Regions from separate parts of the Homo sapiens genome. Here region 2 is linked to region 1. Evidence: chromatin loops called from intact Hi-C (ENCODE). Cell type or tissue: HCT116. All regions are shown on one strand. Each heading gives the region's core, and the rest is flanking DNA. Links, peaks and the distances in the headings are about the cores only.

Region 1 (8,000 bases), core at 1-8,000:
GCCTCCCAAAGTGCTGGGATTACAGGCGTGAGCCACCACGCCCGACCTCTATTATAATCTTATGGGACTACCATCCATAATGGTTCATCGTTGACAGAATATTTTGTTATGAGGGGCATGACTGTACTAATTTACAAGAAACAGAAAATGGAGGATACTGTTACAGAGGACCACAGGCATCCAATCCATAAAAATCTACAGGACAAAGTACTCAGTTTTTCAACTGATTGCCAGGATAACAAAACAGAGAGGGACATGGAAGGGGAATCTATGGAATAAAAGATTTAAGAGAAAAAGGAACCAACTATAATATGTGCAGCTGATTTTTATCTTAATTCAAACAAGCTGTAAAAATTGTGCATATGCATTTATGAGATAATTATAAATTTAAATACTGACTAGTTTATGATATTAATGAATTATTGCTAATGTTAGTTGAATTTATTGTTTTGTGGTTACTTTTTAAAAAGGAATTATTATCTATAGAACTACATATTGAAATATTTGCAGATGAAATAACATATTGGCTGGGAGCAGTGGCTCATGCCTGTAATTCCAGCAATTTGGGAGGCCAAGGCAGGAGGATCACCTGAGGTCAGGAATTCGAGACCAGCCTGGCCAACATGGTGAAACCCCGTATCTACTAAAAATACAAAACTTGTGGCCAGGCATGGTGGCAGGTGCCTGTAATCCCAGCTATTCGGGAGTCTGAGGCAGGAGAATTTATTGAATCTGGGAGGCGGAGGTTGCAGTGAGCCGAGATTGTGCCACTGCACTCCAGCCTGGGTGACAGAGCAAGACTCTGTCTAAGGAAAAAAAAAAAGAAAGAAAGAAAGAAATAACATATCAAATTTGCTCCAAAATAATACAGGAGAGAGGATATGTGTAAAACAAAATCAGGCCACATGCTGCTAATTGTTAAAGCTGGACAAAAAGTACATGGGGACTTATTACACTATTATCTCTACTTGTATGTATCTTTGAAATTTTTTTCATGTTAAAACATTTCTTTAAAAAAAAAGAGTATTATGAAAGTATCTGGTTTCTACGAAAAATGATTATTTTTCCAAAAGAGAGAAAAGACTGGCCCCCCTCTTTCTTGTATTTCCTCACCTCTCCAAATAATCTGCTCACATTTGTCACACTTAGACATGTGCTCCCGACCCAAACAGAAAAGAAAAAGTAACCAGAATTCTTGTAGCATCTGTTAGGTGCTAAATAAGTAGAAAGAGTTCTAGTTTAAAATGTGTGACATTCACTTGTGAAGACAGAGAAGCTGAGAGGGGACCCCGTCCTTTGTTAGATGCTGCTCTGCTCATTCTCCATGGCTCTTGGAAACAAGAGCCCAAAGAGAAACTGGTCCTCAAGAGACAGATCCAAGACTGAGCACAGGCTACGCCACAACCTCCACCAGCTGTGGGAAAAGACCATGTGGGGTGTGAATGGCAGCACCCAGCACTGTGCCTGCCGCGTGGTGGCGCTTTATAAATGTTTGAGAAGGGAGAGAGGAAGTTGATTTAGTGGGTTTAGTTTTTAATTGGGTCTGAATAAAAGGTGAGCTTTTGCAATATCCTCTAATCCCCCTCATATATCCTTGTTGCAGAAGGAAAAGTTGAGTGAGAATGTAATTGCCAAGACCCCTTAAAGTGACATTGGTCATAGCAAATGTAGCAGCTTCCTGCCTTACTAAGAACTTTTAGGACGTGCTGGGCTGACGCTGTCAGCTGCTGCTTTGTAAAAATAAGCCCTATAATTAGATTGCTACTCCTTATGAAGCCCACTCAAGTGCTATCCTTTATTTTTAACCTTTATCACAGTCCTCAAGACAGAGTGTGTAGGGCCTCGCCCACAGCTGCTGAGTCAAACCCCAGCAGGCTCCACCCTTCCTGCTCCCAGCTGCATTCCGCTAAAAAAAGGCCTGCCAGCAGCCTACGCAATGGAACGCGGGGTCTAAGCACACAGACGGTTGCAGGGAATCTAATATCCAGGCAGCACTGAGAAAGAACAGCTGCGCCAAATTTGAATCTTCTTTATTTACTCAGCCAGGCAGCTAACACACACAAATAACATTGTTTCATCTTGAATGCACAGAATTCACAACTGCCTTCTTAGCTCACTCCTGTTGCTCAACAATCCTTTTTTACACTTGCATGTTTAATGTAAATAACTTTCACAGAGTCTTCCACTTTCTCTGTATCGATATTACGAACCTGTTGGCATAGTTAGTTGAGACAATAAACATTTAATAATCTTGTGGGTCAGGAGTGGGAATGCCAGAGGAATGCTTATAGCAAAGTCAAGGGAAAGTATTATAGGGCAAAGGGATGTAATGGGGATTTCATTATATTTTGTTGCTTTCTTTTTTGTTGCTTATAACTTGGTATTCACATTCTCTAACAGATTCTTTGAAAAAGTGTGTGCATAGCAAATAGGGCTCCATTTAAATGGACACATTAGGGTGAAGGGTCTATAGAGTTGTTCACTGCAGGAATTAATGTCATACTCTGTCTGCACAAATAATTGTATTAGGTGACAGGCAATACCAACGTTTATATAATTTGTGCTATATATAGCAGATGTAACTCAGAGGCTGTGTACTTAATCCTATAAAAATCTCAACATAAGACACTCTTCCTCCAGTGCCCACAGATCCCACAAACCCTTTGCATTCTAATTAAAGCTCTGCTGGGGTTAAGGCTAATTGGTAATAAAACCCAGGCCTGTGAGAAAGCCTTTCTGTAAAACAAAGAATCCATTTGTCATGCAAATAAGCAGCCTCCAAAGTGGTAAATTTGAATTTTGAATGTTCACCTGTTATCTTAACATTTCTTAGAATGTGGTTCAGCCAGTAATTGCTAGATCATTATTTTCCAGTTTTCCTCATTGCCATCCTTCAAAGAGCTAAAGGGCATGTTATTTGTATTGTTAAATTAATATTTTGTTGTTGTAGACCTAAAGTAAATGAATCACTGTAGTTGTCTTTGGTTTTCTTTGGAGAATGTGTTTGCATTCTAAATATTTTCCAATACAATAATTTCTTTGAGAAAATTTGTCGGTTTCCTTAAATAATAATCTTCAGGTTAGGCTTGAAATTCAAAAGTATGGTGGTTCCTTCCTGATGAAGGTCCTTAAAGGTCTTTACACTCCATTCTTGAGGAAGTTTCTGGGCACTAGAGGGCGCTCTCAGCACACTGGGACGGGATTTGTTAGTTGCACAGAATTAAGAGCCATGCGCTGATTGTTGGGCCTTGGGCCCTGCTGGGGGCCCAAAATCAGCCTGCAGAAAGAAGCCACCTCCGTGAGCCTGCATTGGCTCTCAACTGCAAAGTGCCAATTCATCTGCCTTCAGTGAACCAACTGACCAAACCAACTGCTGAGCTTTCTCCCCCAGGGGAAAGGCTGGCTGCTACAAAGATTCTTTTTTACTCATTTCTGAATAAAATATTTCATGGTCAACAATTGTTTTCACATGCACTACCTTGCCTGCTGTCCTTCACTGACAACATTTCAGGGTCTCGCAAGGCATGGAATACAATGCATGTTCAGGACTGCAACCTGATGGTGATGTGTAATGAAGTTTAGTGTTGGATTTCGATCTTGGCCAAATGGTGACTCCTTGGTGACAGGTCATGTGCTTACTTCCTCAGCAGATGAGTTCTCCTCCAGCCTCACTTGTGACCAATGATGTATCATGAACACAGGCTGGTGCTGAAGCTCAGTATGTAGCCCCCTTGGCTAGAATACACACTTGATAATAGTAGCAAAGTGAAATCAGCAGAGTGTAGCAATGCCCTGAGAGGACCTAAAAGAACTGGGTGAAGGAGGCCTTAAGGATTGACAACTAATACCTAATGGCTAAGACCTAAGAGGGTAGAAGCAGAAGAGGTCCTCCACAATTAGCATTTGGCACGTAATAATGTGAAGCAAGACACATCACTTCCTAGTAATATGCTATAAACAGGTGATAAAGGGCGAGGGGTTGCTCCCCAGTGAGGAATCCAGTCCAAACCCAGAGACCAGCTCACAGCCACCCGAGTCCAAAACAACTAGATCTTTGTTAGACAATTGCCATCCAAACCAGAGTGTTATGAAATGAATTGTGTACCTCCACCCTTCAAATTCATATGTTGAAGTCCTAATCCCCAATGTATTTGTATTTAGAAACAGAGCCTTTATGGAAATAATTAAAGATAAATGAGTTCATAAGGGTAGGGCCCTAATCCAGTAGGACTGGTGACCTTATAGAAAGAGAACGAGACACCAAAGATCTCTCTCCACAAACGCACACAGATGAAAGGCCTTGTCTATGTGAGCACACAGTGAGAAGGTTGCCTTACTAGAAACCAACCCTGCTGGCACCCTGATCTTGGACTTCTAGACTCTAGAACTGTAAGAAAATAATGTCTGTTGTTTAAGCCACCCAGTCTGTGTACATTCTTTTATGGCAACCCAAGCAGACTAATAAACAAGAGGTTATGGCAACACTGACAAAATTCTTGAGGGATCTTTGAGGAATACAGAACTCTCCTGAAAAAAAAAAAATGAAGGAGCATTAAAAACCAGTTTTAGGTGTTTTACCTATAATCTACCTTGTTCATGTAAAAACGACAGCAATTTCTTAGGTAAATTTTGTGCAAATATCCCATTTCATCAAATCTAAGAAACCAATGCTTATAAGGCATTACTGTATTTGCTATTAAGAGAAGAAAAGTGACAATTGTTATGCTCCATGTATTGTAAGACAGTTTTTATTTCAAAGACGGTAAAATGTGAAAATATGTATGTATGTACATATACACATATACGTAACATATACATATACATCTTAGCATTGATTGGTAAGATTAACTCAATGTTTATTGACCCATTTGCCAGGAACTTTTTGCCTATACTAGACACTGGGAAAATAAAAATAAGCAAACAAGATGTCAAGTCTCAGGAGTACTAATTCACTAACCCTTTGAAGGCACAGAAATATAAATGTATTGTGGCAGTCCCCAAGACTCCTCGTATTACGCTGCCCTTTTAGGCCATCTAAAGTAGTCACAATAAGGAGTGTTGTCTCAAGTGCCCCAAACACAGTGTGCTCTTAATCTGAAATTTACTCATATACAGACTTGCAGTATAGTCTTAAGGGTGGCAGCTAGGTACAATAATTCTACCCCCGAACAAGGAATAAATAAGTAAACAAACATCTCTTAAGAAATTGACTCTTGGCCAGGCGAGATGGTTCACACCTGTAATCCCAGCACTTTGGGATGCCAGGGTTGGTGGAACTCTTGAGTCCAGGAGTTCCAAACCAGCCTGGGCAACATGGCGAAACCCTATCTCTACAAAAAATACAAAAAAAAAAAAATACTTGGCTATGGTGGCATGCACCTGTAGACCCAGCTACTAGGGAGGCAGAGGTGGGAGGATCACCTGAGCCTGGGGAGATCAAGGCTGCAGTGAGCTATGATCATGCCTCTGCACCCCAGCCTGGGCAACAAAGTGAGACTTCGTCTCAAAAAAAAATAAAAGAAACTGACTGACTCAACTTTCGATCCACCACAAAGACTTCCAAGTTGTTACGGGTTGAATTTTGTCCCCTCAAAATTCATACATTGAAGTCCTATCTCCCCAGTACCTCTGAATATGGCCTTATTTGGAAATAGGGTTGTTGCAGATGTAGTCAGTTAAGATGAGATCATATCCGAGTAAAATAGCCCCTAATTCAGTAAGGCTGGTGTCCTTATAAGGGGGAATTTGGACACAGGCATATGTAAAAGGAGAATGCCAAGTGAAGATGAGTTATGCTGCCACAAGCTACAGAATGCCAAAGATTACCAGCAAGCCACCCCAAAGCTAAGGGAGAAACATGAAACAGACTCTCCCTCACAGCCCTCAGAAGGAGCCAACCTGGCTAACACTTTGTTCTCACACCTCTAGCCACCAGAATCATAAGACACACTTTTCTGCAGTGTCATCTGCTCAGTTTGTGGTATTTTCTTACAGCATCCCTAGAAAACTAATGCACAGTTGTTTTAAATTACTTTACCTTCCCTTATATTTTCTTGTCTTGTATCTAATTAGGATATTACAAGTGCATGTTAACTGTTATTATGATGTAGGTGCTTTTTTGTCCCTATTGAACCTCATACAATTTATCCTAAAGCATTTTCTAAACTTCTTTTTACACGAAAGATCACTTAGGAGACCTGGCAGAAAAGTGAGCAAGTGAGACTGGTAAGTGAGCAATCAGTGGGTTAACCTTTCACCTTTTTCATCACCAAGTGCCAAATCAAAAGAAGATGCCAGTGAGGCATAGCATTGGAGTAGAGTGAACAATGGGTGCAAACAGATGAGAGTTCATGGATGTGCTGGGGAATGTGTTATCCACGTTACTTGGTAGTTTTCTAAAAGTTACCATTCAACATTTGGGAGGTTTGAGGGTCATGAAATGGGAGTGGCTACAAAAGTGTGCAAGGTATTCGATGCCATGGAGACCAAATGCCAGCAAAGACACTCCTCTGCAGAGGCCGGAACCATAATACCATCTGGGTAATTGAGATACAGTGTCTAAAGAGAATGGTGAATGTAACTGTGGATCACGCAGGATTTTAGTTGAGGAAATCTGATTTGGCAGACAGAAGAATATCCAGAGAAATTCTCAGTGTCAGATGTGCTCTTGACTGGGAGAGAAATCTAATGCCCCATGGGACAAAATAGTGAAACACTGAAGAAAGAAAGAGGATCACAGCCAAATGGCCTAGGATTCATCTCTGGTGAAAAACTGGAGTGCTGGGCATGAATAATACTGAGGTTCCACCTATGAGCTGGCCCATGAAAACAGGACAGGGGCAACCAATGGAAGGCTGAGGGGACTGCTGCAACTCTCAGCTTCGTGGTCACTCATGACCATATCTGATAGTCCTGATCCTATCTTGCTGGTAAGCAGTAAAGCCAAGTCTTTTGGACAATGGCATCAAAAACCCCTATATAGATGGACCCAGAAAGTGATGGGAGACAGGCTTTACCTACTAGAGATACTCATCAATAGATATGACCCAGAGAGCTGGAAAAGAACAAAAGGAGCAAATAAGAACATTCTAAAACTTACTAAATAACTGAGCTATTTATTAGTTTACGCTCTGGACTGAATTGTGTCCTCCCAAAGTTCATGTGTTGCACTCCTAACCCCCAGTGTGGCTGTATTTGGTGTAAGGATGTAACTGATGTTAAATGGGATCATAAAGGTAGACCCCAATGAAATAGGATTAGTGTCCTTATAAGAGGAGACACCAGCGAGCTTACTCTCTCTCCCTGCCGCATGAGCACACATCTACAAGGCAGGAAGGAGCCCTCACTAGGAACTAACTGGCCAATACCTTGATCTTGAACCTGTCAGCATCCAAACCTGTGAAAAAATAAATTTCTATTTCTGTTGTTTAAAACACCTTGTCTATGGTATTTTGTTATGGCAGCCCAAGCCAACTAATACAGTATGCAATCAATTTAAAATTTCTTATTAACAGCTATATTCAATAAAAGTTAATCTACCTCTGAGGAAAGTTTTTTAAAGATTAATAGTTGCTTATGAAAGAAAAACTGTAGTCAATTATTTGTTGCATCCTACCTTTAATATAATGAGACATAAAAGCTTTACCCATGAATGTCATTTAGTGTCCTTTCCTCATTTTCAAAGTAGTTTATTGTTTAGAAAACAGAAAAGAAAACCTAGTACACATCCATAGCTATTTCTCAGGAAACATTCTCAGAAGTAGAATTACTAAGTTAAAGACTATGCATATTTTAAAGCTACTTGATAAATATTTCCCAAGTATCCACCAAAAAGGTTGAACCAATTTACACTCCACAAAGGAGCAGAGAAGAACATCTATTTCCATGTACTCATGCCACCTCTGAATTTCATTTTAAATTTTATGTCTTAGTTTGTTATCTCCCAGAAGCAGACACTGAGACAAGGATTCAAGTGCAGGCAGTTTATCTGAGTAATACAG
Region 2 (17,054 bases), core at 3,869-11,868, 1.3 Mb after region 1:
AAATCGTGGTCTTTGCATTGCTGTAAAGAAATACCTGAGACCGGGGCTGGGCGTGGTGGCTCACACCTGTAATCCCAGCACTTTTGGAGCCCAAGGCAGGAGAATCACTTGAACCTGGGAGGCAGAGGTTGCAGTGAGCTGAGATCACGCCATTGCACTCCGGCCTGGGCAACAAGAGCAAAACTCCATCTCAAAAAAAAAAAAAAAAAAAAAAAAAAAAAGAAATACCTGAGACTGGATAATTTATAAAGAAAAGAGTTTTGATTGGCTTGTGATTCTACAGGCTGTACAAGCATGACTCCAGCATCTGCTTCTGGTGAGGGCCACAGGAAAGTTTCAATCATAGTGGAAGGTGAAGAGGAGCAGCATATTATATGGCAAGGGAATGGGGAGATACCACACTCTTTTAAGCAACAAGATCTCATGTGAACCACCAGAGCCAGAATTCACTCATCACCAAGGGGATGGAGCTAAGCCCATTCATGAGGGATACACCTCCATGATCCAAACACCTTCCACCAGGCTTCACCTCCAACATTGGGGATTACACTTCAACATGAGATTTGGCGAGGATGAATATCCAGCCCATGTCATTCTACCCCTGGCCTCTCAAACCCTCAAATCTCATGTCCTTCTCACACTGTAAAATCCAACCGGCCCTTCTCAATAGTTGCCTCAAGTCTTATTCCAACATTAACTCAAAAGTCCCAAGTCCAAAGCCTCATCTGGAGATGAGATCCTTCTACCTGTAAGTCTATGAGGTTAAATACAAGTTAACCATTCCCAGTTACAATGGTGGTACAGGCACTGGGTAAACATTCCCATTCCAAAAGGAAGAAATTGGCCAAAAGAAAAGGGTAACAGGCCCCATGCAGTTCTGAAACCCAGCAGGGCAGACATTAAACCTTAAAGCTCCTAAATAATCCTTGTTTCCATGTCCCACACCCTGGGCACACTGGTGCAAGTGGTAGGCTCCCAAGGCCTTGGGCAGCTCTGCCCCTGTGGCTTTGCAGGGTACAGCCCACATGACTGCTCTCACTAGATGGAATGCCTGTGGCTTTTCCAGGCTGAGGATTCAAGCTGCCCATGGCGCTACCATACTGTGGTCTGAAGGGAAACAGCCTCTTTCCTGCAGCTTCACTAGGCAGTGCCCTGGTGGAGGACTCTGTGTGGGGGCTCCAGCCCCACATTTTTCCTCCACACTGCCCTAGTAGAGGTTCTCTGTGCAGGCGCTGCCCCTGTGGCAGTCTTCTGCCTGGGCACTGAGGCTTTTTCATACATGTCCTGAAATCTAGGGGAAATCTGCCAAGCATCCTTCATGCTTGCATTCTGTGTACCTGCAGACTTAACATGACATGGAAGCTGCCAAGGCTTATGGCTTGCACCCTCTGGAGCAGCAGCCTGAACTGTACCTGGGCACTTTGAGCCATGACTGGAGCCAGAACAGCTGGGATGTGGGAAGCAATGTTCTGAGACTGACCAGGACAATGGGGCCCCGGGCCTGGCCCCTGAAGCCATTCTTTCTTCCTAGGCCTCTCTTCCTATGATGGGAGGGGCTGTCTCCAAGATCTCTGAAATACCTTCAAGGCCTTTTGCCCATTGTCGTGGATATTAGCACTTGGCTCCCTTTTAGTTATGCTACTCTCTTTAGCAAGTAGTTGCTCCATAGCCTGCTTGAATTCCTCTCCTGTAAATGCTTTTTCATGCTCTGCCACATGATTAGACTGCAAACTTTCCAAACTTCTTTGTTCTGCTTCCCTTTTAAATATAGGTTCCAGTTTTAAGTCATTTCCTTACTCCCATATTTGATTGTAGGTTGTTAGAAGCAGCCATACTACCTCTAGAACACTTTGCTGCTTAGAAAATTTTTCCACCAGATACCCTGTTATCATTAAGTTCAAACTTCCACAAATCCCTAGGACTCAGACACGATGCAGCCAAGTTATTTGGTAGGGAATAACAAGGGTGACCTTTGCTCCAGTTCCTAATAAATTCCTCATTTTCATCTGAGACATCCTCAGCCTGGCCTTCACTGTCCATATTTCTATCAGCATTGTGGCCACAATCACCTAACAAGTCTCTAAGAAGTTCCAAACTTTCCCACATCTTCCTTTCTTTCTCTGAGCCCTCCAAACTCTTCCAACCTCTACCTGTTACCCAATTCCAAAGCTGCTTCCCACATCTTCAGGTATTAATAGCAACCCCTCACTCCTTGGTACCAATTTTTATGTTACACCATTTTTGCACATCTGTAAAGAAACACCTGAGACTTTGTGTAATTTTCAAAGAAAGGGGTTTAATTTGGCCCATGTTTCTGCAAGCTGTACAGGCATGGCACCAACATCTGTTCAACTCCTGGTGAGAACCTCAGGAAGCTTACAATCATGGCAGAAGGTGAAGGAGAACCAGCATATCACATGGAAAGAGCGGGACCAAGAGAGAGATGGGGGATGTGCCACACACTTTTAAACAACCAGATCTTGTGTGAACTACCAGAGCCAGAATTCACTCATCACCAAGGGGAAGGTGCTAAGGCATTCATGAGGGAACCACCTCCATGATCCAGACACCTCCCACCAGGTCCCCCCTTCAATGTTGGGGATAACATTTTGACATAAGATTTGGAAGGGACAGAAATCCCCACCATGTTTGGTGGCATCATGGGCTGACATTAATACATCTCTTTAATGGGATTGGAAGTTAGGAGATGTTTCAAGGAGGAGATTACCTTGAACTGAGCTGTCCTGGTCAGTTGGCCATCTGAGAGAAAGAAATGGGGTCCCTGCCACAAGGCGCCTGGGAAATTAAATCCCAGTTAGAGAAATAGGAAGACACTCAGGAAGTAATCAGAAAGACACTTCACTGGTTATTTCCCCCCAGCAGTTTTGCTGCGATGAATTTCAGGGGTAGAAGCAGGAATGGTGGAATAAGGAATTGGAATTCAGGCCTACTTGTATAAGGCCCTCCTCAGTTGACCTATACCAGTATTTCTACATTTTTCTTATTTGACTTCTCTTACCTTGTAAAATATATAGAAATCAGTGGTTTCTAGGGTCTGCAGAGTGGGGTGGGTGGCACTAAAATACAGTAGATGTTAATACCCGTCTTAGACTTAATGAATCAGAATTATCCAGGGTGGGATCCAGGAATCTGAACTTTTAACAAATCTCTTTTGTTATTCTTAACTGGTACTCCTCAATTTACTGTTTAGGAATCTTACACATGGGGGAGGTTGAGACACTTAACTAAGCTAGTTGGTGGCAGAAATGAAACTGTGATATGGATCTTCTAACTCCTGCTCTAAAGCTTTTGATTTATAGTATAGTATTAATGAACTTCTATTGTGAACTTGCAGACCGTTTAATATTAGGTTCAATATACTATGTTTAAATGGGAATGAATTTCACAGGGCTTATAGAGCCTTTCCCCATAATTGTAAAATTTTTGCAGCAACCGCTATATTACTGTTGCTACAATTTTCTTTGCTAATTAGGTCTCTTTGCCTTGTAGCTCTCACTTTTAAATTGTTTTTGTTTTGTCATTTAGTAGATCTCAGAGCAATTAACTAAACTAATTCTTCCATCTTTTTTTAAATGGAGACATCTCCTCCTCACTATGGCAGGAAGATCTGTGATTTCTAGTATAACTGCTTGATGTGAGGACAGGGTTACTTGGGAAAGAACTTTCAGCATGAGTGATTTAATTATCTGCCTCCATTAGATAGGTACCTTTCTCTTGCTTGGCTCCTAATAAAGGAACAAGCACTCTCATCCATTTTACGGTTTAAATAAATTTTACAGTTAAATATGACTAGATATACTTTTAGTACCCAAAGTTGTGGATATTTTGTTCCATAAAAGCTAATTACTAATAGAAAATGGTTTGCTAGATAAATTACTTAACTGAAAATATACTAGAAGCTTATTTGTGCTTTCTAAAAAAGTTGATAATTATGATTCACTGGTTAGAAGTTGTAGATTTTACATATCCCTGATGTATAGATGGATAAGTGCAAATAGGAAAACTATGCTCTTAAATTATCATGATTGCTTGAAAACTTGGTAATGCTCAGTTCTCAGTCTGGTTTCATACTAGAAACTCCTGGAAGTTCTTAAAAATACAAGTGACCACATTCTACTCCTGAGAAATTTCTATTTATTTGACCTAAGATGGATCTCCTGCCTCTGTGTGTTATGAAAGCTCCCCAGGTGATTTTAATAAGCAGCCATGGTTGAGAGCCAATGGTCTAATGGAAAGAGAACTGAATTATAATCAGGAAACTTGTCATTCCAGTCTTAATTCTGTGAACTCAGGTAAATCATCTAACATATTTAAGCTTGCATTGTAAAATGGAGGTAATTAATAATGGCCTATATGCCGGATTAATATTTTTACAGTTGAATGAAACTATATACTCAAAAGTGCTTTGCAGTAAAGTGTTATACAGATGGTGGCATAGCAATTAAGATTTACTACGCAATATACTACTGTGAAGTGGTATGTTTAGTCTTTTGTACTTCTTGGCAGAAAGATGCTAGATCCCCTGTGGCAGAAAGAAACTTAGGCTCCTTAGCGATCCTCAGGGTATATTATTATGATTCTTAAAGTTCACTCTGTATTTTTATGTGTACCAGGCTGCTAGTGTCTCTAGGTGATAGGGGGAAAAGGTAGAGGAAAGGGTGGAGTTGCTCCTGCTGGTGATTTTTTAAAATTGTGAGTTCCTATAATTAGTAACATCCTTCTTACATCTTCATAGAGACATGGTTGGTAGCAGTGGAGTCGTTTATATAACTTTACAAACCCTCTCTTGTGTACTCTTTTTCAATGTTATTCTCTTAAATCACTTCTGTCTCTGCTTTCCCTAGTGTTTAAGCTTCACTAACATTTACCTATATATAAATGGATGAGGACAGAAGAGAAAGGGTCCCCAAAGATGAATACACTCATTACTGGTTTCCCAACATGATATAAACCTAGGACTTCACCCCTTGGAGGGATGAAAGTTTACTATGCATAGCATTTCCTGGTGTGTCAGTCTCGGTACAGCCTCTTGCTCAATTCATCAGCTGTTTCCAGGCAAAATTACATACCACTTCTTGAGTGTTTTAAAGCCTCCTAACTGTATATATGTGAGTTCTTTGATATATTGACTTCTTTTTCTTTGAGTCGATTCCCAGTAGTGGCATTGCTGGATCAAATGGTAATTATATTTTTATTTTTTTGAGAAATCTCCATACTGTTTTCCATAGTGGCTGTACTAGTTTACATTCCCACCAACAGTGTATATGAGTTCCCTTTTCTCCACTTTCTTGTCAACATCTGTCTTTTTTAATAATAGGGATTCTGGCTGAGGTATGCTATCTCATTGTGGTTTTGATTTGCATTTCTCTGATGATTCATGAGGTTGAACATTTTTTCATATACCTGTTGGCTGTTTGTATTTATTTTTTTGAGAAATGGCTATTCATATACTTTGCCCAAGTATGAATGGGATTATTTGTTTTTTTCCTGTTGAGTTGAGTTCCTTATCTGTTCTATATATTAGTTCCTGTTGGATAAATAATTTGCAAATATTTTATCCCATTCTGCAGGTTGTCTCTTCACTCTGTTGATTTTTTTGTTTTGTTTTTTTTTTTTTGTGTGTGGGAGCTTTTTAGTTTAATTAATTCCCAATCACTTATTTTTGGTTTTGTTGCCTGATCTTTTGAGGCCTTTGTAACAAATTCTTTGCCTAAACCAACAACCAGGAGAGGGTTCCCTAGATTTTTTCTTCTAATATTTCTATAGTATCAGGTTTTACTTTTAAGTCTTTAATCTACTTTGAGTTCATTTTTGTATATGGTGAGATAATGGTCCAGTTACATTCTTCTGCATGGCTATACAATTTTCCCAGCACCGTTTATTGAAGAGATTGTCCTTTCCCCAGTGTAAGTTTTTGTTGTTTGTTTTTGTGTTTTTTTGAGACAGAGTCTTGCCTTGTCACCCAGGCTGGAGTGCAGTGGCATGATCACTGCTCACTGTGGCCTCAACCTCATGGGCCCAGATGATCCCCCTGCCTCACCCTCCCAAGTAGCTCAGACTACAGGCATTTGCTGCCACACCTGACTGGTGTTTTATTTTTTGTAGAGATGGGGTCTCACTCTGTTGCCTAGGCTGGTTTTGAACTCCTGGGTTCAAGCAATCCTCCTGCCTCAGCCTTCCAAAGTGTTGGGATTACAGGTGTGAGCCACTGTACCCGGCCCCCAGTATAAATTCTTGTTGGCTTTGTTGAAGATCAGTTGGCTGTAACTATGTGTCTTTATTTCTGAGTTCTCTGTTTTGTTCTACTGGTCTATGTGGCTACTTTTATACCATGTTGTGGCATTTTTAAGGATTTTTTTTTTAAGTGGGGAGTTTGAGACCAGCCTGGGCAACATGGCAAAAGCCTATTTCTACAAAAAAAAAAAAAAAAAAAAAAAAAGTAGAAAAATTAGCCAGGCATGGTGGCATGCGCCTATAGACCCAGCTACTTGGGAGGCTGAGGTGGGAGGATTGCTTGAGCCTGGAAGGTTGAGGCTGTGGTGAGCCATGATAGCACTACTATGCTCCAGCCTGGGTGACAGAGCAAGACCCTGTCTCAAAAAAAAAAGAAGAAGAAGAAGAGGAAGAGGAGGGGGAGGGGGGAGGAGGAGGAAAGAAGAAGAAGAGGAGGAGGGGGAGGGGGAGGAGGAAGAAAGAAGAAGAGGAAGAGGAGAGGGAGGGGGAGGAGGAGGAAAGAAGAAGAAGAGGAGGAGGGGGAGGGGGAGGAGGAGGAAAGAAGAAGAAGAAAGAAAAGGGGGCCAGATGCGGTGGCTCAGCTTGTAATCCCAGCACTTTAGGAGGCCAAGGCAGGTGGATCACTTGAGGTCAGGAGTTCGAGACCAGCCTAACTAATGTGGTGAAACCCATCTCTACTAAAAATACAAAAATTAGTTGAGTGTAGTGGCGCACACCTGTAATCCCAGCTACTCGGGAGGCTGAGGCAGGAGATTTGCTTAAGCCCAGGAGGCGGAGGTTGCAGTGAGCTGAGATCGCGCCACTGCACTCCAGCCTAAGCGACAGAGCAAGACTTCATTTCAAAGAAAAAGGAAGAAAGAAAAGTGGTATGAGCACAAGAACTCTAACAAAAGATTTCTGGATGGATTGGGTTAATGGAAAACTGGCAGAAGCCTGGAGGAAGGAGAAGGTCAAGATCAGCTAATAGTAGCTGATAAGAAGTCCTGTATCATTATGAAGAGTATCAAAAGCACCCCTGCAGCCTGGGATGGTTGACTGATAACTATAACTGTAAAACAATATAATCCGATGTGTATCATGACTTAAGAGAATTTGAGAAGAACAGAAAGGTGAATGCCAGTATTCAATGGCCAATGGAACATGTGTTTAGGGACTTTATAGCAATACTTCAGTGCTCTAATGTTCAGGTCATACCTCCCTATCATTCCCTAGGTGGTGTGTTATCTGTTTATATTTTTATCTGCTATCCTAATCTGGGAGTCCTCTGAGTGTAGGGATGACTTATCCATCTTTGTAAATGTCCTCAAAATGCTTGACATATGATGAATATGTTACCACAACACCAGGGGTTCAGTCTAGGTCCTGCTGCTCACAGCACAGAAAGCCAATGACTAAGATGATGATTATTGCCAAGGAAGAAGGCTTTAATTGGGGGCTGCAGCAGACGAGATGAGATGGGAGCTCAGTCTCAAATCCATCTCCCTGACAAACTGAAACTAGGGACTTATATAGCAGGGAAGAGATATAGCAATATGTAAGAAACAGGAACTAGAGAGGGGTAAGGAAGCAATTATGGTGAATGAGGGGCCCTCATCTCATTATCTGGATATGGTGATCTGGTGAGTTCCAGTTCTTCCATACTTTTTTTTGAGAGACCTGAAGGTCCTTTGTTGAGTAAGGAATCCGATAAAACAAATGTTAAGGTTCAAGCTTCAAGACCAAAAACGTCAATTTCTATGTTTATCCAAAAAACTATCTATTGAACTATTGGGTCAGTTTGAAACACATGTTAAAACCTCTAATTTGATTTCCTTATCTCATTTTGCCTGCCTTGTTTCTGAAAGTTTTATCTAATTCAGATGTCACAAACCTCTAAAAATTTCTTTCCTTGTTCAACAAACCCCCTATGTCACAAGTTTACCTGCATAACAAACCTGAACATATACCTTTGAACCTAAAATAAAAGTTTAAAATAAATGAATAAATAAATAAATAATAGCAAAACTATGTTTTTTTAAAAAAAATTCTTCTCAGAGTCACCTATGATAAAGACTTCTAGATTTTGTAGATATTTTACTACTTAATCTGTACAAACAAGTGTAAACCAAGAAAATATTTTAAAATTACTCATGACTAAACAGATGCATTCATGTTAAACTTATCTCTCATCCCTACCCATTCTTGAACTCTTTCTCATTCACTAGTCATTTATGAAAAAACTGTATAACAAATAACTATAATAAAATGGAAAATATATAATTAAGCTAGAGGAAAGGAAGGGTGGGAGTCATCCTTTTTTTTTGGTATATGTTAGTAAATTAATAGTAAAAATAAGGGAGGACTTAGCCATAAGGGTTTTAAAACAGCATGTCTCAATTTGTATACAAGGCTACTATGTTGGTCTGTGAAATACGTAAAAAAAAAAAAAAAAAAAAAAAAAAAGCGATTGATTTTCAGTGCTGCAATCCTGACCTCTAGTGGACATTCAGAACAAAACCCAAACATCACATTCTTTTATTTAGTTACTCCATCAAGCACCATTAGCCAACCTAAAATATTAAACTTTCAAAGAGATTAAAACATGAGAAGCAGAATAAAGTAAAAGAATTTTTGGCTAATATTCTAAATATTCTTGCTGTAGAACCTGTATTTAAGAGCAGCTAGTATTAACTTATTTCTTTTTGCGTGTTAATTATCTGTCACTTTCACTACTTTCTTTGAAACAATGCATTGCTTTATAGATCATAGCAGCAAGAAATTTATCAGAGAAGCCAAATGGATTTTCTTTTGATTACCTGTAATATATAACAAGCTATACGAAAACTGAGTGGCTTTAAAAGGACAATGATTTTTATAGTGAGACATATAGTGATGTTATGTAACCTCCTGATAGAATGCACTGAGAAGGGCACAGCATCACTTCTGTGGTATTTGTGCCCAAAATACATATTCTGAATTTAATCATAAGGAACCAGTAGACATATCGAGTTGAGGGACATTTTATAAAATAACTGGCCAATACTCTTCCAAAGCATCAAGGTCATGAAAAATAAACACTGAAAACGGTCCCATATGAAAGGAGACTAAGGAGACATGACAACCAAATTCAATATATAATCCAGAATTGCATCCTGGACCAGAAAAAGGGCATTAGTGGAGCATTTGATAAAAATAATAGTTTCTTGGTTTTGATCATTATACTATGGTTATGTAAGATGTTAATGTTTGGGTAAAACTGAGTGAAGGATATGTAGGACTTCTTGGTACTGTTTTTGCAAAGTTTTTCTAAATCCGAAATTATTTCCAAGTGAAAAAAAGTAATTAAAACCAATCATTTATTTTCTTACAATCTCATGAGTCAGAAATTTTGGAATTCAACTGTGTGGTTCATCTCTGATCCACTTGGCATCAGCTGGACCACCTGATTCACTTCCAGATGACTTCTTTACTCACATATCTACCACTTTGGTGATTCTTGGTCTTTCTTCTTTACTGATGAAATCTGGTTCTCCAGGCCTTCTTTTGATTGCTTGGTTCCTTAGAGAGCATGGGAGTATAAGTATAATTGCACTTCTTATATGGTAGCTGGCTTCGAAAAGTGAGTGCTCCAAGGGACTGAACATGAAAGCTGTCAATATCTGAAGGCCTGGGCACATAAACTAGCATGGCATCACTTCCACCATATTCTACTGGTAAAAGCAGTACCATAGTCTGCCCAGGTTGAAATGAGAGAACAGAGACCTTAACTCTCAATGGAGAAGCATCAAATAATTGTGACTCTTTAATCCATCACAGATATCTAACAAAAGTCTCACTGAGTTGGCACTCAAGATGGAATTAGTGGAAAAAAGCCTGGATTTGCTTTAGTCTGATAGACCTGAGTTATAGCCTGGCTTTACCATTTACTAACAGTGTTCTGTCTCTGAGCTTCAGTTTAGCCATCTCTAAAATGGTGGCAATAATACATATGCCATAGAGCTGTTGAGAGGATTAAGTGAAAAATATAAAATACTGGATATAATGGGCAATAAATACATGAACCTAATAATAATAATTGCTAGTGTTTATCGAATATTTACCAAATACTCAGTTCACTTGATGTATGCTATCTCATTTAGTCATTATCTCTTCCTAGGGTGGTATGTTTTCTTTTGTATGGGTCAGAAAGGACAGAACCCCATTTCCTCTAGCTTTGTCTGTGAACCTGCTCCATTTACTTTGGCCATTTTTGGTTTGATAATTTGGTAATTTGGTTTATTGACTTGTTGTTAGGATTTCCATTATTTCCCTTTTATTTTGATTCCTAAGAACCCAGGTGCTGATGCACACTTGGTACTTTTTGACACTACCTTTTCAGCATTTGTTCTCAGTGCTGTCAGCTTAAGTTTTTGACAGCTTCTCACACAATCTGTCAGCTCTCTCTGAACCCACGATTGCCTGCTTATCAGAGCCAGAATGTTCAGTGTCTTTGTTTCAGTGAGTGCTCTACTGTCAGCTGTTATTTTATGCAAGATTGTGGGTGCTTAATCCTTGGCCTACCCAAGAACATCATGATCTGCACTTTGGAGCAATTATTCAATTTGGGGCAATTACTTGTAGGTGTTCTTTAAAGCAAAGATGATGCCAGAATGTAATTGAATTTTGAAATAGCAGTATCCAAATCAGTTAAAAAGCTACTTCGTCATGCATGCAAGGCTGATCTCAATCTGTTGTCATTAGAGGAAGGTGGTGACCCTTTCTTCCCACAGCAAGTTGGGTTTTTGTTGCCTCATATACTGCAAGCAGTCAGCTACTTTTTTTGAGTGTTTTCAATATGGAAACAAATAATAGAATTTAGTTCTGGTAGAAGTCACTTATTTGTTATCTTTTTACTCTCTGCTCTCAAAATTTACTTGCCTTTAAATGGAAAGAATCACTTTAATCCTTTAGGAAGTAGAGGACACATTAAATAATATCCAAATAAGAGATTTATTCATTCATTCACATATTCATTGAATCATCTTCTCTAACTTAATTGTTTAGAGTATCACTTTTGGAATTAGGTTAAAATCCTAGATCTGCACTTATTAGCTATTGGACTTAGGAAAGTTACTTTGATTTCTCTAAATCTTGATTTCCTTGTGTATAAAATGGAATTTTAGGTGGTTGTGGGATGAAATAGGGACATGCCTTTAATGTAATTAATTCATATCTTGGCACATACAAAATACTCAGTAGATGTTGGTTATTATTTTGCATTTGGAGTTAGACCTTGTACTATAAATGATAAGTGGCCATAATATGTTTACTTATTTTTTACTCTTAATAATTCTCCAAACCTTTGACTCCTACTACGTACATGTTTTCCCCTTAAGAACAAACAAATTGCTGGGGATTACATATTCCTAAAAATGGGAGGCATCTTGAAAATGTATGAGATATTTTGCTTTTAAAAATACATTTCAAGGCTGAGTGTATTGTCTCATGCCTGTAATCCCAGCATGTTGTGAGGCCAAGGCAGAAGGATCACTTGAGCCCAGGAATTGGAGACCAGCTTGGGCAACATAGGGATACCTCATCTCTACGAAAAAATTAAAAATTAGCCAGATATGGTGGCACACACATGTAGTCCCAGCTACTTGGAAGCTGAGTTGAGAGGATTGCTTGAGCCTGGGAGGTTGAGGCTGCAGTGAGTGGTGATCACACCACTGCACTCCAGCTTGTGTGACAGAGTGAAATTCTATCTCTAAAAAAAAAAAAAAAAAAAAAAAACCTGATAGAATAACAAGTTCTTTTCTGAATTCCATCAACTCAAATGTCTTAAAGTGTATTTGTTTGCATCGTCTAGCCACTCTGTTCTACTTTAGTTCAAGGCTTATGAAGTCTTTATTTTTATGGGTAATGTCTAGAGCTTCATATAAGCAGATATAGTAATACCTTATTTTTCTGAACTTGTTTAAAGAATTTACATACATAAATTTTTCTGGTAACTGAAAGTTTCCTCTTTAGCTTCCCAAACTTCAAAACATCATTATCTACTTTTTATTTAAAACACACACTCACCTCCCTTCTTAAGCACAGTATTATAACATGATATAAGCATTCATCAATCCTGCTGGATTATCATTATTAATAATGACAATTAACAGTAGTTAATAATTAACTATTGAAGATTATTGGCTCCCCCAAGTGGACCCAGAGAGCTATGCATTTTATCTTTTTTTTTTTTTAATATATGTCTTCATTTCTGTGAGATCTAATATTTTAATTCTGACAACTGTCTCTATAAGCTATCTATCCCTGACCCCATCTGGCACATACTTTATCTTGTAGTTTGCTACTTGTAATATCTATAAGCTTCAAAATCATATCACCAAACTAACTGGAAGTATGTATAGAATAAAAAGTTTAGCAAAGTTTCCTCTTGGTGTTTGTGAGAGCTATTTTGGCTATTTAGAGATCTTTATTTACTTAATTTTTACTTGTAAGTTCTTTGTGTCTTGGACAGCTTGGTTGTCTAATTGTTTGATTTTGAGATAATTGAAGAAAGGGGTTCTTACTGTAATTTGATGATAATTCTGTAAATTGGTCTAGTTGGGTCCACAGGGAAATAATCAACCCCCGAAAATTTGGGAAAGCTAGTGTAGTTTAATCATTCAGTCTTCAAATAAGCATTTACTATGCACATTATACCAGCACTGTGTGAGAATATCTCACACAGGAGGCTTGAGGGGGTGATTCTAGCCTGTTACTAAACACATATGTAAACCAAAAACATCTGAGATGGGTTTCAATCAATTTAGAGGTTTATTTTGCCAAGTTACAGACCATGATCCATGACACAGCCTCAGGAGGTCCTGAGAACATGTGCCCAAGGTGATTGGGTTTCAGATTGGTTTTATATGTTTTAGGGAAACATAAGACATTAATCCATGGCCGAGCACAGTGGCTCATGCCCTTAATCTTAGCACTTTGGGAGGCTGAGGCAGGAGGGTTGCTTGAGGCCAGGAGTTCAAGAATAGCTTGGGCAATATAGTGAAACCCTCTCTACCAAAAAAAAAGAAAAAAAAATTATCTGGGCGTGGTGGCATATGCCTGTAGTTCCAGCTACTTGGGAGGCTGATGTGGAAAGATTGCTTGAGTTCAAAAGGTCAAGGCTGCAGTGAGCTCTGATGGTGCCACTGCACTCCAGTCTGGGTGACAGAACGAGACTCTGTTCTTAAAAAAAAAAAAGACATCAGTCCGGGTGCGCTGGCTCACACATGTAATCCCGGCACTTTGGGAGGCCAAGACGGGCAGATCACTTGAGGTCAAAAGTTTGAGACTAGCCTGGCCAAAATGGTGAAACCCCGCCTCTACTAAAAATACAAAAGTTAGCCAGGTGTGGTGGCAGAGCCTGTAGCCCCAGCTACATGGGAGGCTGAGGCACAAGAATCGCCTGAACCCAGGAAGTGGAGGTTGCAGTGAGCCAAGATTGCACCACTGCACTCTAGCCTGGGCGACAGAGCAAGACTCTGTCTCAAAAAAAAAAAAAAGAAAAAAGAAAAGACATCAGTCAATACATGTGATGTGAAGCATACATTCATTCAGTGCAGCAATAATTCAGAGATGGGGCTTCCAGGTCATAGGTGGATTCAAAAATGTTATCTTTTTTTTTTTCTGTTCTTTTCTTTCTTTCTTTTTGTTTGTTTTTTGAGACAGGGTCTCGCTGTGTCATCTAGGCTGGAGTGCAATGGTGTGATCTTGGCTTACTGCAGCTCAACCTCCTCAGTTCAAGCACTCCTCCTGCCTCAGCCTCCCATGAAGCTGGGACCACAGGTGTGTACCACCACACCTGGCTAATTTTTTTTTTACTTTCTTGTAGAGATGGGGTCTCACTTTGTTGCCCAGGTTGGCAAAGATTTCCTGATTGGCAATTGGTTGAAAGAGTTGTTATTATCTAAAAACCTGGAATCAACAGAAAGGAGTGTCTGGGTTAAGATAAGGGCTTGTAAAGACTAGAGTTCTTATTATGTATATGAAGTCTTATGGGTAACCACTCCCAGAGGCAATAAATGGCAAATGTTTCCTTTAGACATCCTAAAAAGGTTCTAGACTCTCAGCCAATCTCTTCAGGATCAGAAAGTGACCTGGAAAGAGAAGGGAATCCTCTATAGAAAGTAAATTTTCCCCACAAGAGACAACTTTGTAGGACCATTTCAAAATATGTTCAAGGAATCTTTATTTTATTTTATTTTTTTTGAGATGGAGTCTCGCTCTGTCACCCAGGCTGGAGTGCGATCTCGGCTCATTGCAAGCTCCGCCTCCTGGGTTCACACCATTCTCCTGCTTCGGCCTCCCAAGTAGCTGGGACTACAGGCGCCTGCCACCACGCCCGGCTAATTTTTTGTATTTTTAGTAGAGACTGGGTTTCACCATGTTAGCCAGGATGGTCTCGATCTCCTGACCTCGTGATCCGCCTGCCTCGGTCTCCCAAAGTGCTTTTGGGATAAAATAGTTTGGTTTCTTTCAGGGCCCTGCTATCTGCTATGTGATGCTATACTTAGAATCACGTTGGAATTTGGTATCTTATTGCTACAGGGTGTTTGCTGTCTGTCTTAGGATCTCTCTTTTAATGTTAATGCTGGTCAGTTGTGTGCCTGAACTCCAAAGGGAGGAGAGTATAATGAGGCATGCCTGATTGCCCCTTCCTGTCGTGATCTGAACTATTTTTTTCAGGTTTAGCTGGGTCCCTTTGGTCCCAGCTTAGTCAGTTGGAGGGCTTAGAATTGTCTTTTTGGTTTTCACAGGTATAATATTGGGCTAGTCACATTCATACTCTAAGAAATGAGAATCATTGTATAGGTTGTTATAACAATCAATGAAATTTCACAATTCCTGTGAATGTAAGGAATTTGGGGGGAATGTTTGACAGGGAGGTTAAGAATACAGCCAAGGTAGCTGAACATGGAGTGGAGTTTCCAAAGGCTACCATGAAAGGATTTGGAAAGGAAAGGAGGAGTAGCAAACTAGCTTAGGATAAAGGACCAGAGCATTATGAAGATGAGAAAACTAGACATGAGAGGGATTTGCATTTTGAGCAGTGACTGGAAAAACAAGAACCAGAGAAATAGTGGATCAGGTTCTGATGGCAAGCTGATAAACACTCAGGTTGTGAGAATTCACTGTTGCCTAGTGGTTGTGATGTGGTGGTGGACAGAGTTGGAGAACAGGGCAGTAGGTCTTTTTTATATTGGCCTTTAAGTTTTGGCAGGTGGGCAGCAGCTAGTGGGTGAGAAGTCAAATTTTGATTCAGAAAGCAAATTTTGCTTAATTGTAACCCACATTTTAAAATCTGTAATAGTCTTTTTTTTCTAATTGGTAAATTGTGGTCAAAACCAGTCCAGGATAATTGCTTAGTATGGTAATGAACTGTGTTCATTTGTTTTTATCTCCTGGCCTGATTATACTTATTTCCTATTGCTTTTGGTTTCTTAAATAATCAGCTGAGTAAACCCCAAACCAAAAATATTTGGTTTATATTTTAACCAACTGAATATTTGTGTTTATCATTCATTCCTTCCATCATTATGTTATATTTCTGGTACCTGAATGTGAAAGTTTATGTTAGCAAATCATAACAGGAATACACTCTAAATATCTGGGCCTAATCCTTGCTTCTGGAGTTATTTCAGAGACAGAAGAAGCATGGTTTATTATAAGTTTTTTGGATAGCACATTTGGTATAGCTCCATATCCAAAAGCCAGCCAGAATGTATCAGTGACCAAGATGAAGAGGGCACATCAAATAGACCCTGGACTTATGGGACTTATGCCAACTCATACTTGAAATATCTTTTTTCTTATGTATGATGACTTGCATGGCAAGGAAACAGCACATTTTGTAGCAAACATTTCTGATTGTTACCTTTATCATATAAGATTCTCTATCTTTTGAATTTAATAACTCAATGTCTCTTCAGAGCAATTGGGCAGAACCCAGAGTTCAAAATTCAGTTCTAGAATAGCTTCTTAAGGAACAATTTAATTTGTTTATTTCTAAAGAAATATTGCTATGGTTTTCAGAAAAGGAAAGGAAGTCTGGCAGATAGCCCCTAATGACCACCTCTAGTTATACAAATAATACTTGAAAGCAATTGCTAAAACAAATAAGAAAACAATAAGAACTGTAGTGGAAATGCAGTGTGATACTTAAAGCCTCCAGTACACAATCTGTCCCACTTATCAGCAACACTGCCTTGTTTTTTTTTATTTTATTCTGTCTGCCACTTGCAGTTTAACTGTAACACCGAGATGTCCAGATTAGGGTTAGGAATTTCAATTAATAATTTTAGACTTCTGCATCATTATGCCAGCTTGAGCAAGGAACTTGACTTTCACAAGACTTAGGCACATGCAAATAATCCAGAAATTGACTGAAGGGAAATAACTTATTGTAAAAACAATTTTATGTGAACATTGATTAAATAGCACCTAAAATTTATAACAAGCCACTCAGGGAAAGAAAATACCTTTAAAAAAAAACTCATGGTTTAATTATTGTTTGTGAAGATGAAAGCAATTAGGAATTTTATTAAATATATGTGGAAGTCTTGGGGAAATAATAAAATAGTGATACATGTGGCAGTACTAATCTTCACTTTCTTTTTCTATTTCAGGGTTTGAACATAATCTTTCATGTAGCTTTGGCTCTCCTAAAGGTAAGTCTTTTTTTTAATCTTAAGTTACCACATTCTCTTACCTCTTTGCCCTTGGAACTGGAATAATTCAATTTACAGTCTTTGACTCATTTCAGTTTCTCAGACACACAAAAATAGATG

The links. Peaks named below come from ENCODE experiments on the same cell type or tissue, not always from the same donor. Only the 100,000 strongest peaks of a DNase experiment are listed, where the experiment ranks them.
Region 2: it touches region 1 in a loop (10-fold over the local background); 16 of 110 quality-filtered maps call a loop at or near these places.

Annotation. Positions count from the first base shown.
Region 1 is chr1:173,428,198-173,436,197 of GRCh38, forward strand. All of the region lies in intron 1 of PRDX6-AS1 (PRDX6 antisense RNA 1), which reads right to left. All of the region lies in intron 2 of LOC100506023 (a long non-coding RNA gene), which reads right to left. It also overlaps a transcript of TNFSF4 not described here. Among named protein-coding and RNA genes, the nearest start is that of PRDX6-AS1, 29 kb to the right of the region's middle. RefSeq lists an enhancer at 3,073-3,367. In HCT116, for the core only: CTCF peaks have their summits at 1,421, 1,620 and 3,182 (motif pointing right); DNase peaks (open chromatin) are centred at 1,904 and 3,154; H3K4me3 peaks cover 1,223 bases; H3K27ac peaks cover 1,255 bases.
Region 2 is chr1:174,735,421-174,752,474 of GRCh38, forward strand. RABGAP1L (RAB GTPase activating protein 1 like) reads left to right here. Exons shown (of 26, transcript NM_001366446.1): 18 at 16,893-16,934. Among named protein-coding and RNA genes, the nearest start is that of RABGAP1L-AS1, 210 kb to the right of the region's middle. In HCT116, for the core only: a CTCF peak has its summit at 8,753 (motif pointing left); a DNase peak (open chromatin) is centred at 8,771.